2 separate regions of the Homo sapiens genome follow, and region 2 is linked to region 1. Evidence: chromatin contacts called from ENCODE Hi-C or POLR2A ChIA-PET data. All regions are on one chromosome and are shown on one strand. The core of a region is the stretch at or near the end of the contact, and the rest is flanking DNA. Distances in the headings are between cores, read along the strand shown. Region 1 overlaps TBPL1 (TATA-box binding protein like 1). Region 2 overlaps LOC101928277 (a long non-coding RNA gene).

What was found. A loop is a pair of places that touch in the nucleus more often than their neighbours do. ChIA-PET counts read pairs that join two places held with the same protein, here RNA polymerase II (POLR2A). Pooled maps may share reads with other maps.
Region 2: a pooled map of right cardiac atrium shows a loop between it and region 1 (2.6-fold over the local background). The contact joins two enhancer-like sites. A Hi-C loop is called at or near these places in 1 of 37 single-sample maps with no recorded cell type and 4 of 50 pooled maps. POLR2A ChIA-PET finds 5 or more read pairs at or near these places in 2 of 52 experiments (MCF 10A and endothelial cell of umbilical vein).

The regions. Positions count from the first base shown.
Region 1 is chr6:133,961,763-133,968,999 of GRCh38, forward strand. The region is part of intron 1 of TBPL1 (TATA-box binding protein like 1); the gene reads left to right. The region is part of intron 1 of LOC128092253 (umcharacterized LOC128092253); the gene reads left to right. Among named protein-coding and RNA genes, the nearest start is that of TBPL1, 12 kb to the left of the region's middle. RefSeq lists enhancers at 1,123-1,292, 2,911-3,080, 5,264-5,313. Within about 2 kb of position 5,294, at least 2 of the 41 ENCODE cell types and tissues checked have a DNase peak (open chromatin) inside an H3K27ac peak, as active enhancers do.
Region 2 is chr6:134,848,118-134,854,614 of GRCh38, forward strand. The region is part of intron 2 of LOC101928277 (a long non-coding RNA gene); the gene reads right to left. Among named protein-coding and RNA genes, the nearest start is that of ALDH8A1, 99 kb to the right of the region's middle. RefSeq lists an enhancer at 2,693-3,226. Within about 2 kb of position 5,199, at least 4 of the 41 ENCODE cell types and tissues checked have a DNase peak (open chromatin) inside an H3K27ac peak, as active enhancers do.

The DNA of each region.
Region 1 (7,237 bases), core at 4,044-6,543:
CAAGAATTATTTCTTACCTCTTAAGAAAGTTGAAAGACCTTCCCTGGATCATTGCTCCTGAAGTTTCTCTTTCATTATCTCGTTTCCTTTATAACATAGATCACATTCTCTTGATTATTTTGTCAGCCTATTTGTTGTCTTTTTCTTCCACTGAAATACAACTGCCATGAGAGTTGCTTGCCTGACCATTTTGTTCTGAGCTGTATTCCCAGTGTCTACCCGCAGAGCTTGGTTCACATGAGTTGCATACTAAATATGCAATTATGCGTAAAAGTTTCCTAGTTGAAGGAGTGGGGAAAGGACGATTTAGGCAGCTATAAAACCGCGAAACAGTCTGTTATTGGAAGAGGAATGGTGTAAAGCTGAGAATGTTAAGGTGTGTTGGAAGTGGAAGATTAGGTTATATAAGGAAGATCGGGGGTGGGAAGTCCACTGCATTCCAAGGCAAGCAGATGAGATTCTGTTTTTCATTCTAAGAGAGCCAAGAGATGCTTCTTCAGATAGGGAGACAATTAGGAAGATAATCCTGGTAGCTATTTGGTAGATGGATTAGAGCATGGAGAATGCAAGCAGAGAGTTCTATTAGAAGCCTGTAGCCATAATGACATGTGAGCTGGCCTAAAATAAAACGTTGCTTTGGATGCAGAAAAGAAGCTAGATTAAAAGTTAACTGAGCAGAGGAGAAGAATGAGAGATGAAGGATGATTCTGAAATTTCTGGTTGAAGTGAGCGAGTGTTAATTGTGACTCACTCCATTCACAGAATTACAAGGAGATAGAGCAAGATTTCTTGAGGTGCTTAATGAGTTTTGTTTGTATGTGTCGATTTTAATAGATATGCCTAATAGATGATTGGGAATATGGATTCAGATATCTGATAGGTCAGGATAGATGTAGGAGCCAGCCATAAGCTCATAGATAGCAACTGAGGCCTGAAAAGTTTAAAGAGGAAAAGGATTTCAGGCAGTGGTTTATAACCTTTAGGGATCTTAAACCTATTGGTAATATGAAAAAAACAATGGCCTTCTCAGGTACAGATTAGTGTGTATACAATTTCAGGGGGTTCCTAACCTGTGGAACCTATTGTTGAGCTTTTCAGGGTCTGGCATGGATTTCAGTTAAGAACTTCTGATTTAAGGAACAGACAGAGAAGTATATGAGATGGGGAGAGAATTCAAGAAAGCTTCTTCAGAATCCAGGGATAGGACATGGCAAGGGAGCAGTTGGAGAATCAGAAGTTCCCAGTGCTTTATGCTCTAGAGTAGGAGGGAGTTTAAAGTGTGCCATTGAATTCAGCAATGAGCCATTCATTTGTAACATTTTGTACTGTGTAGAGGCAGAAGACAGATTATGCTGGTTTAAAAGCATGAAGTGGAGTTTGGGAAACAAGGGATGGTAAACAGAATGTAGAAGTCTTGATGTTCTCTGAAAAACAGTACTGATAGAAGAATAGAGCCCTTTTTAAGGATTTATGGAGAGGGAAATTCCATTATTTTAATTACCCTATGATGGTGTTTCAACCCAGTCGTTCTCAACTGACTACCCATTAGAAACATCTTGGAAATATTTTCAAAATTAGGGCCCTATCAAGGTCAATTAAATCTGTATTTGTGGGATTTGAGCATCTTCATAGTTATTATCTTGTTTCTGTTGTTTTGTCTTTTGGTCTTTTTATTTGTTTAAGACATAGTCTCACTCTATAGCCCAGACTGGAGTGCAGTGGTGTGATCATAACTCACTGCAGCCTTGACCTCCCAGGCTCAATCCTCTTGCCTCAGCCTCCTGAGTAGCTGGGCCTATAGGCACACACCACCACATCTGGCTAATTTTTGTATTTTTTTGTCGAGACAGAGTCTCACCATGTTGCTCAGTCTGGTCTGTAACTCCTGGCTCAAGCAACCTGCCCACCTTGGCCTCCCAAAGTGCTGGGATTACAGGCATGAGTCCACCAGGCCTGTCCTTGTCTTTTTCTTGATCGTTAAGAACCGGCCTGGCGCGGTGGCTCACGCCTGTAATCCCAGCACTTTGGGAGGCTGAGGCGGGCGGATCACAAGGTCAGGAGATCGAGACCATCCTGGCTAACGTGGTGAAACGCCGTCTCTACTAAAAATACAAAAAAAAAAAAAAAAATTAGCCAGGCGTGGTGGCGGGCGCCTGTAGTCGCAGCTACTCGGGAGGCTGAGGCGGGAGAATGGTGGGAACCTGGGAGGCGGAGGTTGCAATGAGCCGAGATCGTGACACTGCACTCCAGCCTGGGCGACAGAGCAAGACTGCGTCTCAAAAAAAAGAACCAATGTTCCAATCAGAAAACTTCCTTATCACTCTTGTGTGTTCTGTGTAAGAACCCATTCTTTTACTTGTATATTATCATTAAATTACTCACCCTACTGTTGTGGTAGTGTTCTTGACTTTCTCACAGACCATAATTTCAGGTTTTAAAAATGTATGGCTTTCTTCTGATCTCTAGCCAAGTTCTCTGTGTTTATCCTTTTTGAGTGACGCACCCTTCAACCAGTTACTCAGATCTGACAAGCTCTGAGTAAAATAAGAAATTCCTAATGGTGCTTACATGTGGAAAGAGTGTTCATTATGTAATCATGTTTGTTTTAAGTATATTTTGTACTGTTTTTTAAACCAGAAATGTTTGAACTGTTTGTTTTTTTTGTTTTGTTTTGTTTTTTTGGGTTTTTTGGGTTTTTTTTTTTTTGAGATGGAGTCTCACTCTGTCTCCCAGGCTGGAGTGCAGTGGCACCATCTTGGCTCACTGCAAGCTCCGTCTCCCGGGTTCACGCCATTCTCCTGCCTCAGCCTCCGAGTAGCTGGGACTACAGGTGCCTGCCACCACTCCAGGCTAATTTTTGTATTTTTAGTAGAGATGGGGTTTTACCGTGTTAGCCAGGATGGTCTCGATCTCCTGACCTCGTGATCCACCCGCCTCAGCTTCCCAAAGTGCTGGGATTACAGGTGTGAGCCACCATGCCCGGCCGAACTCTGTTTTATTTTCCCAAGTAACTAATTTCATAATCTGACCTTCCTTTTCTTAAAATGGCATTTGTGCATGACATAGACCTTAAACAGGTTGTCTATGCTAGAGCATTTTATATGAGGGGTAACTCTATAAAAACAGTCGAAACTATGAAAATAGGAAGTTTCACCCGTTGTATTTTCCCCATGCAGTACTTTCTCTTGATTAAATTCTTGATGAGTTATCAGTGCTTCAAGTTTGAGCCCTGCATTCACACCCTTGAAATAAATCAGAATATAGAGAGGCTTGATCTTGATGCATGCCAATTCTGACACCAACTTATGAGAAGATTTATTCAGTCTTTTAGCTACCCTAGTGAATTAACATTTACACTTGTAAATGAAACTAATAATCTTTTAAAAATTATGCTGTTTTGTTAGCATTAATTTAATGGCTAAATTAGTCTTACAAATTATAGTCACTTACAGTAGCTTAGGACAAATATCAAACTTCTCAGTAAAGAGATGAAACTTTTTAGCTTTTAAAATTATAGTCCGTAATATGGGAAGTAGGGGCACATATAAGACCTGCTCAAGAAAACAAATACCTTACAATTTAAATGAAATGAACATCATAAACTTGTATCACAATTTAATATCCAAACCCATTATGCTTCTAATTTTCCTGCTTTTTTGCAGGTACCTAATGAAGTAAAATCTAGCATAATACCTATTTCGTAACATGTAGTAGATTTGGTCAGTCTTTTCCTGTTTCATTTGCCACCTTCCCTGTCCCCACTCCCCTCAGCACCACCAAAAAAGAACCCCATGATCAACAACTATTTGCTTTGATTTGATGGTTTTGTTATTGTTGGAGTTTTGTGGGTTTTTTTTTTTAATTCACTGTTAAATTTAGTGCTTTTTTCAGTACTCATTTCACTTAACAGATACATCAAAGTTGTATTCTTTATTTTTACCACTTACTTTTAAACTTGAAGGAATATGATTTGCTTTTGTGTTCCAAAGCTTGAGGACTACAGTGAGTAACTAGAAATCCTTTCCATTTTTGAACATTTCTCCATCCATATGAAGAAAGGAGATATAATAATAGTAACAATAAGAACAGCTACATTTGAATGCTTGTCATGTGCAAGTACTGTGCCAAGCGCTTTATATGAAATTTAATTTTCACAACACTATGATGGGTTCTGTTTATCTGCCTTATTTTACAGAGGAGGATATTGAGGCACAAAGGTGTTAACTTACCCACAGTCATATGGCTAATAAGTGGTAGAGTCTAGATTTAACCCAAGCATTCTGCTGAGCTCTTCAACTTCAGAGACAGAGAGAGACAGAAAGAAACAGAGAGAGAGTGTGTGTGCATGTGTGTGTGTGTCGTGTGGGTGTGTAAGTAAACATTGCTTTTTAATAACCTCAAGCTTACAGTTAAACTCTGCAGACATTTTATTGAATGTGTATGGCGCATTGGGAACTACGCCAAGGCTGGGGTACAGAAATAAAGAAGATTTGATCATGCTTCTGAGGAGCTTATTGTCTACCAAGGAGACTATAAATAGGAAACATTTTACCATAGTTTGTAGTGTGGAAAACTGTGATATAAGTATGTATAGTAACATTACCATTGACCAAATGGGACTCAGAATAGGGACACTCTGGCTTAATATTGAGGATCAGATTTCTGAGTTCCTTTGATTTTTAAATTTCACCCATGATGGTTTTAATTACCTTCTGTACTAGGATTTCCAAATTTTCATTTCCAGTCTTAACCTAGACCTGTCCTGAGCAATGGACTTTTAGCTGATTAACTGCTCCGTATCTCCTCTTGGATGTCTCACAAGTTCCTTCAGTTCAAAATGTCCAAAACCGAATTGTTAACCCCTCCTACCTTTCTCATCTGCCCTGCAAACCTGCCCTTTCTCCAGTGTTTCCTATCTTAGTAAATAGTATCTTAGGCCACAAACCTGCAGTCATTCTCCATCTCCCTTTTTTCCATCCCCATATCAATCAGAAAATTCTGTTCACTCTATCTCTTAAAACTGCCTGTCTTGTGTCTACTACTTTGCATTTTCAAACCACAGTACTACCACTGTGGTCCGTCCTGTCATCTTGCCTGGACTGCTGTGCTACCCATTCTTCTCTTTCAGTCCATCCTCCCATTGCAGAGTGGTGGTGATACATTTTTATAATGCAAATACGTGATGTCAGTTCTTGCTTCTTTTTTAGCTAACCACTACTTTTGAGATAAACATGAAAATTCTGAACGTGGCATAGAAGGCATGATTTGACCCCTCCCTGCATTTCTAGCCTAGTCTTATGCCACTTTCCTTTTCACTTTTCTCACCGTAGCCATGCTGATTCTTCCTTCAGGCCTGAGCAGTTCCTACTCTTAGCTGAGAACATCTGCTGTTTCCTGAACCGAGTCTGTTCACTACCAGGTCCCTATCCCCTAGTATGGGTCTTAATGCTTAGATTTCCAGTTCATTGTTATAGAATTGATTGAATGAAGGTGATGCTCAGCTGTAGAACAAGTGGGAGTGGATCACATGTAGAAGTGGGCATAAATCATTTTCAGCAGAATGAATTAGATTAAGCGGGCAAAAGGTTAATATTCTTTATATATTAGAGCTTCCATAAATCAATAAGAAATCTTAGAAGGAAAATGAACAGAAGATAGGAGGCAGCTAACTTTAAAGAAATACAAATGGTTAGTAATATAGTCATGCATCGCTTAATGACAAGGATGTGTCCTGAGAAGTGAGTTTGTCATCACGTGAACATCATAGAGTATAATTATATAAACCCAGACGGTAGAATCTACTACACACCTGGGCTATGTAGTATAGCCTATTGCTTGTAGGCAGTGAACCTATACAGCATGTTTCTTTACTGAGTACTGTAGGCAGTTGTAACATAATCATAAGTATTTGGGTATCTAAACATAGGAAAGGTGTAGTAGAACTACGGTATTATAATATTATGGACCCCTGGACCAAAACATTGTTAGGCAGCACATGACTGTGTTTGAAAAGTTCACCCTCATTAGTATTCAAGGAAAATCAATTAATTCAGTATTGCTGCTTTTCATATCTCAGGTTGTCCAAGATTTTTATAAAATCCTTTGCTGACTAGGTAAGACAGCATGTGCGATCCCAATCTTGTTTCATGTGCACAGACAAATATATGGATTTAGAGCCTAGGACCATGTGCTTATATGAGCACAGGAAAAAAGCAGTTATCACTGTTAGGATTATGGGTGACTATTTTCTTTTTTTTTTTTTTTTGAGACAGAGTCTTGCTTTGTCACCAGGCTGGAATGTGGTGATGCAGTCTCGGCTCACTGCAGCCTGCATCTGCCTCAGCCTCCCCCAAGTAGCTGGGACTACAGGCGCGTGCCACCACGCCCAGCTAATTTTTGTATTTTTAGTAGGGACGGGGTTTCACCATGTTAGCCAGGATGATCTCGATCTCTTGACCTCGTGATCCACCTGGCCAGGTGACTATTTGAGTATTTCTTATATAATCAGAAAATGACATGCTATCTTCCTTAAATCTTGTATACTTAGACAGTTTATCTGAAATATTAAGAAATCTATCCAAAATAAAACTTGCTTTTATATAGTAAGGAATCATATGCCAAATTTCTCATCTTTGCGTTTGAATTTCCAAATGTAAGGTTGTAGTCAGTAAAATACACTTTTTTCCTTTATCCACAATAGTATATTAGTTAATATTATTGTTAGCATTCACTAATACATTGCTTTAATAGAGCATATCAAAATTTGTGAGTTTTTTTATTCTTCAAAACAATCATGAGAGGTAAATGGTATTGTGTTTTACAAATGAGAACAGGAGCAGTTCAGAACTAGTCCACTGTCGTGTAGCTTCCATTACAATTGATGTCTACTGTCTTAGCATCCAAGTTTTTTGTTTTGTTTTGTTTCTTTTGAGATGGAGTCCGCTCTCGCCCACGCTGGAGTGCAGTGGCACAATCTCTGCTCACTGCAGCCTCTGCCCTTGGGTTCAAGCAGTTCTCTTGCCTCAGCCTCCGCAGTAGCTGGGACTACAGGCGCCCACTGCCATGCCTGGCTAATTTTTGTATTTTTGGTAGGAGCGAGGTTTCACCAGGCTGGTCTCCAACTCCTGACCTCAAATGATCCACCCATCTTGGCCTCCCAGAGTGCTGAGATTACAGGCGTGAGGCACCACTCCTGGTCAGTATCCAAGTTTTCTTACTTTATAGATATATTTTAGTA
Region 2 (6,497 bases), core at 3,949-6,448, 890 kb after region 1:
AACCCAGGAACAGAGGACTGCAGTGAACTTGCTATGTGTACATGAACATCAGACATTATAAAGTATGGCAGGCAGATCCCTGCTTCTCCATCGAGACGGGGCCTCACAGTGCAGTATGTAAGGAAGCGGGAGAGGAACGCACAAGGAGGCTGAGAGGGAGGCCGTTTCCTGGTTCTGATGCCATCCTGGGAGCTCTGAGTATGCTCTCTTCTCCGTGAGAGGGAATGTGTTCAGATGGAAAGGAAATAGACTTGGAAGTAAACCAATAAGTTGGATTCTCAGGTTTTATATTGACCTGTTTAGCAACCTCAATAAAGTCATTCCAGCTCCCTGGAAATGTTTCTGAATCCATAAAATGAAAAGTTAAGATTGACTATACCAGATACTGCTACAAGCTCCAACAATCTGTAATCCGTGAACAAACAGTGCCCAACAGGGGCTTTCTCTAGCAGCTGTGGACTCAGAGAAGCTGGAGCTCTGGACCTGAGTTCTGTCCCTCCAACAATGTGCCTCTGTTGTTTGATCTTCAAATATTTTTGAATCCTGAAACACACTCTCTTTTTCTTGTAAATTTCTCACTAAGAAATTAATGAAAATTATATAAAAATATTTTTGAGAATAAATAAAACTGGCTGAGGAATAAGGAAAATTGAGTTCTGGAGCAGCTAAGACATGAATTCCTTGTGTGATGTTGAACAAACCCCTCTCACTCTTCTGATTTCCCCATAGGTCAAATGGGGACTATATTATAATCAAATGACGTCGTGAATGGAACACACTCTGAAGAGTACAAGGATTGGCACAAATAAATGTCTGACTTACTGTTGCCATTTTAATTGTTCATTTATCAGACTGAAGTATCTAGATTTAAGATAAATCGCAGGTATAATGAAGGCCTTAATGCCCACCTTAAGTGTTTTGTACTTGCTGGGCCATTTAAACTTCACAACGACACTCTGAGGTAGGTGTTGTGATTGTCACCATTTTACACCTCTTTTTTTTTTTTTTTTTTTTTTTGAGATGGAGTCTCTCTCTCTGTTGCCTAGGCTGGAAGGCAATAGTGTGATCTCGGCTCACTGCAACCTCCACCTTCAGGTTCAAGCAATTCTCCTGCCTCAGCCTCCCAAGTAGCTGGGATTACAGGTGTACACCACCATGCCCGGCCAATTTTTGTATTTTTAGTACAGATAGGGTTTCACCATGTTAGCCAGGCTGGTCTTGAACTCCTGACCTCAAGTGATCCACCTGCCTCGGCCTCCCAAAGTGCTGGGATTACAGCAGGCATGAGCCACCGCCCCCAGCCCACACTTCCACTTTCTAATGGAAGCAAGGAGAGTCTAAATAAACCTGCCCAAGGGTATACGGGTGATGAGTAGCCACACAGGGCTTCAAACCCATGCAATGGGTTTGTGCTAGTCCTTGTACTCTTCTTACCCAGTACCCTATCTCACCTCTCAGTTCACATGGCTTAGAGCACCAGGTGCCAAGCATGTACCTATGTTTCACTTGTTGGGGGGGAGGGGGGAGGGAGGAAAGAAAGAAGAAGGGAAATCTAAGGATAAATTAGAAGACTGGACGTTATATATTTTGAAGTATTCAACAAAATAGAAAGTAGCTAGAGCATTATTTCTATGCATTATTGACTTAAAGTGAAGGTCATTTTAAAGATCTTCAAAGTGACTCATTTTTCTTGCACCCAGAGATCAGATGTCTGATTTTAAAGCATAAAACAATTTGCAAAATTGCTTTAGTCTATTTCTTACAGAGGACCTAAATTGGATGGTATTTTGTGCTCATAATAACCTTTAAGGTCAGCATGCATTGAGACAGCTGCCAATATTGCATCAGAAGTGAGTGCCAAGCTTGTTTGTCCCTCCCACCCACTGGAAGTTCTCCTGGAGAGGTAGAGGCTTATGGGTACAGACCAATCTGCAGTGAGAAACACCTGTGTGCCCCAGCTCTGAACAAATAGGGTGAATTGACATTGACGTCAGCCACTGTGATGGCACAACAGTTAGGTGGGCTAATCTGTTTGTGCAAATGACCTTTGCTGCAGACGAAGCCCATGCCAACACTCAAGACTGGGTCACCTTAAGCTCCCACATTCATGTGAACTCTCTGATGGTCTTTTCAGTATCCTGCCTGCAGTGACCTTGCTGGAATCCAGAAGGGGTGCTGCGCTGCAGGCCAGAGGCAGACCTGGGAGCCAGACTGCCAGGTGAGGCGCCTGACTCTGCCATGCTCCTGCTGTGTTGCATTGAATGAGTCACAGGACTGTTCTGTGCCTTGGTCCCCTCATCTGTAAAATGGGAGTAGTGATAGTATCCACCTCAGGGGCTGCTGTGAGGGTTAAATGGGTGAGCACAGGTCAGGCTCTTAGAACAGTGATTGGTACACAATAAACACGAGCTGCCACGATTGTCATCCAGAGCATTGCAGAGCCGTCACTTTTCACCCGTTCTCATCTTAAGATGGCACAACTATATATTAATTTTTTAGAGATATAATTCACAAAGCATGAAATTCACCATCTAAAAGTAAACAGCTCATTGTTTTTTGCATATTTTCTATATTGTGCAACCCCACCACTATCTAATTCAGGATGTTCCATATGACCCCAAAAAGAAGCCCTACCCGATAGAAGTCACTCCCTACCCCTTCCGCCGTCCCCTCTCACCCATGAGTCTGCTTTCTGTCCCTGTGGATTTGCCTATTTGGGACACTTCATATACATGGAATCATACAAATATGTGGCCTTTTGTGAGGATGACACAACCATAAAAGAACGCTTTACACTTTGGAAGCAAAATAATAGGATCCCTCCACCCCTTCCCTGCAAAATAATAAAGCATCAGCTGCATCTGCTTGTGGTAACAGCCTCTCAGTGGGCTGACAGGAGGAGGCTCAGCTTGATTCGGGTTTTGAAACATGTTAGGCTTTGAAGTTCATTTTCCATCCCACGTAACACAACAGAGATGCAGAGCAGCAGGCCTATTGTTCCAGCCTCCCCCTTCCGCATTTTCCACAAAGGTCGGCAGAGTACCCTGACGACTAAGTCTCATTACTGACTACGAATCTTCCCTGCTAGGGGACTCCCTCCTTCAGACCTGACCTATAGAAGGAGACTTACGGTAGAAGCTTCATGAAATGATAAACTCTTTGTAAAACTCATAACAGGCCCAGTTAAGAATCCCCATGGGCTTAAATCACATGAGCAGTGGTTCTTTAATTATTTTGTATTTTTAGTAGAGACAGGGTTTCATCAAATTGGCCAGGCTGGTCTTAAACTCCTGGCCTCAAGTGATCCACCCACCTCGGCCTCCCAAAGTGCTGGAATCACAGTCGTGAGCCACCGTGCCCAGCCAGTAGTTCTTGCTTTAAAATATCCTGGAGTCATCTCTTAGCCTGAGAGATGCTATTTAATTGCTTATAAGGGGGTAAACCTCAATATTGCACTTAGAAACAAATAATGCAGAATAAAAGACATCTCAAACTCATTCTCAATTTGGAAGAAAACAAAAGTATGTTGTATTGGTTTCTCAAATCCCTGAGATCTTGTGGAGAATCGCAGCATGGAAGGGAGGAGGTTATAGCCAGAAGTAGGGTAACATGACCAGCCGTGAGTTAACAGAAGGCAGGCGGTGTCAACCTCTGGACCTTCAGGACACTTCCCACAAGCAGCCAATGAGCCATGGTGCGCTGATGGGGAACAGCCCGCCCATCTCGGTGACACAATTAGGGGTCTAGTTTCAGAAAAGCCTATTGAAGATATATGTTCATGGAAACCATGCTAAAATAAATTTATATTTTGTAGCTGAGACTTCTGGGCACCTGAATATAATTCACTGTGAATATTTGTTTCACTATGATGTTTTTTTGCATTGCCCAAACATGAGACTACATAATTTTGTTCAGGCAGTGTGGTAAAAAGACTGATACACTGGGACCCAAAACACCTCAAGCAAATCTTGACTCATTCATTCAATGTCCTTGTGACTTTAGACAACTACTCTTATTTGTCCTGAACTTCTTCAAATGTAAAACAACGACAATCCCCCAGACTCCTCCGGCTCTAAGAATTTACCAGAATTTCTCTGACTGATGAATTTATGTGAGAATGTAGCATCAAAATCAAGCCTCTCTGGGATAAGCTCCCACACTCAGACTGAGGTCCAGGAAGGGAAAAGCAAGTGGTGACTTCTGGCCCACTGAGCTTCCGTTCATCAATAAGTGGTCTGAGAATTGAGTAAAAATTCCAGAAAGCCACTGGTCTTCAGTCAAGCAGAGACAGGATTAAATATGAAAAGTAAAGGTTGGGTGCAGTGGCTTACACCTGTAATCCCAGCACTTTGAAAGGCCAAGGTGGGCAGATCACTTGAGGTCAGGAGTTCAAGACCAGCCTGGCCAACATAGTGAAACCCCATGTCCACTAAAAATACAAAAAAATTAGCTGGGCGTGGTGGCACGCACCTGTAGTCCCAGCTACTCGGGAGGTTGAGGTAGGGGAATCCCTTGAACCAGGGAGGCAGAGGTTGCAGTGAGCCAAGATTGCACCACTGCACTTCAGCCTGGGCAACAGAGCGAGACTCTGTCTCTAAATGAATAAATACAGATACATATGAAAGTATTCTTTTATGTAGCAATAGAGATTAAAGAACAAAGGTGTACTTATCACCTTTTTTTTTTTTTTTTTTGGAGACAGTTTTGCTCTTGTCACCCAGGCTGGAGTACAATGGCACGATCTCGGCTCACTGCAACTTCCTTCTCCCAGGTTCAAGCAATTCTCCTGCCTCAACCTCCCGAGTAGCTGGGATTACAGGTGAAGTTTCACCATGTTGGGCGGACTGGTCTCGAACTCCTGACCTCAGGCAATCCACCCGCCTCCGCTTCCCAAAGTGCTGAGATTATAGGCGTCAACCACCGTGCCTGGCCCCTTCCTTTTTAATTGTCACAGGGGCAGAACATTCTATCATCTCTCCAGGAAAACCACCATGTTTCTGAAGGCATTAAGCTCCAAGCTGGCTAACAGTCAAGCCACAGGAAGGAGAAGGCAGAGCATGAAACATAAGCTGTGTGACTGGTACCTGAGTAAGAGCAAGCTAATTATAAAATGGACCTAGTGTTAGGTTCCACTTTTATGGGTCACTTGCTGCACTTCCATATTTGAGGGTCTAGGAAAGGTTGTGTTGTCACCCGAGTGGACTTTGCCTCTCATGCCAGTAGCTAAGAATTCCCTCTCCTTGCCCATGTGGTTTCTCTGATTACATGATTACTCAGGCTGACTGGGATTTCTTTATTCTAAATCAGCCCTCTTTATCAAAGGACCCAGTGATGATCTCTGGACATTCATTCTTTTATGGTACTGAGGCTGATAGCAGTGAGGTCACGTTCCAACCCAGCACAGTTTGAAAGGGACAAGAGGCCTACTGTACATACTGTACCTCCTCTTAAAGCTGGGTGTCACCTTGTTTTATCACCTCTCAAGCACTGAAACTTCAAAGCACACTGTAAAAGCTCAGAAACAGCTCTGTGAATCACAGAATATACATATAAACACGTTTAAACTACCTTTGGGATTAAATAAATGTAGCCTGCATTTCCAGTTGATACACAGTGACCCAGACCGATAGAACTCATGAATTAAAAACAAATGTTAATCCATTTCGGCTTCATTTCTATCCCCGAGATTTCCTAATGGTTTTGTTTCCCAATCCATTTGAACAAAACAAGATAGGTCAGCTTTCATTGTAGTCAGAATATTTTGCAGGAGCTGATGAAAAAATTATCATCATGAGGCAGATAAGAGCACACAGATGATGTCAAAACAAGGTCAAGCGAACTTGAAGTTAAGCAAACAGCTCTCAGTGGGCTGTTTTGGACATCCCTTCTCTTTACTTGTAAGAAATGTAACTTTTAATTTCTTAAGCATGCTCTTACTGCAAATGCTCAGAGATGAAAATCTCACCCCCTTCGCTTATGTTCATGAGCTTTTATCAGTTGGAGCATCCCAGGTGGACCGGGAGAAAATGCTGATCATTGCTACAATAAAGGAAACTTTAAAAAATTTTATTGATACATAATTTGTACATGTTTATGGGGTACATGTGTATTTTGAGGTATGTGTACAATGCATAATGATCAAATCAGGGTAATCAGGATAGCTATCACCTCAAACATTTATGATTTATTTGTACTGGGAACATTCCAAGTCTTCTAGTTATTTTGAAATATGCAATATATTGTTGTTAACTATAGTCACTCTATTGTACTATAGACTGCTAGAACTTATTCCTTCTATCTAACTGTATGTTTGTACCCATTAACCAACCTTTCTTCATTCCCATCTCTCCCATCACCCACCCCACACACACCCTTCCCAGCCTCTGGTAATAATCATTCTACTCTCTACACTATGCAATTAACATTTTTTAGCTCCTACACGAGTGAAAACATGTAATGCTTGCCTTTCTATGCCTGGCTTAACATAATGACCTGCA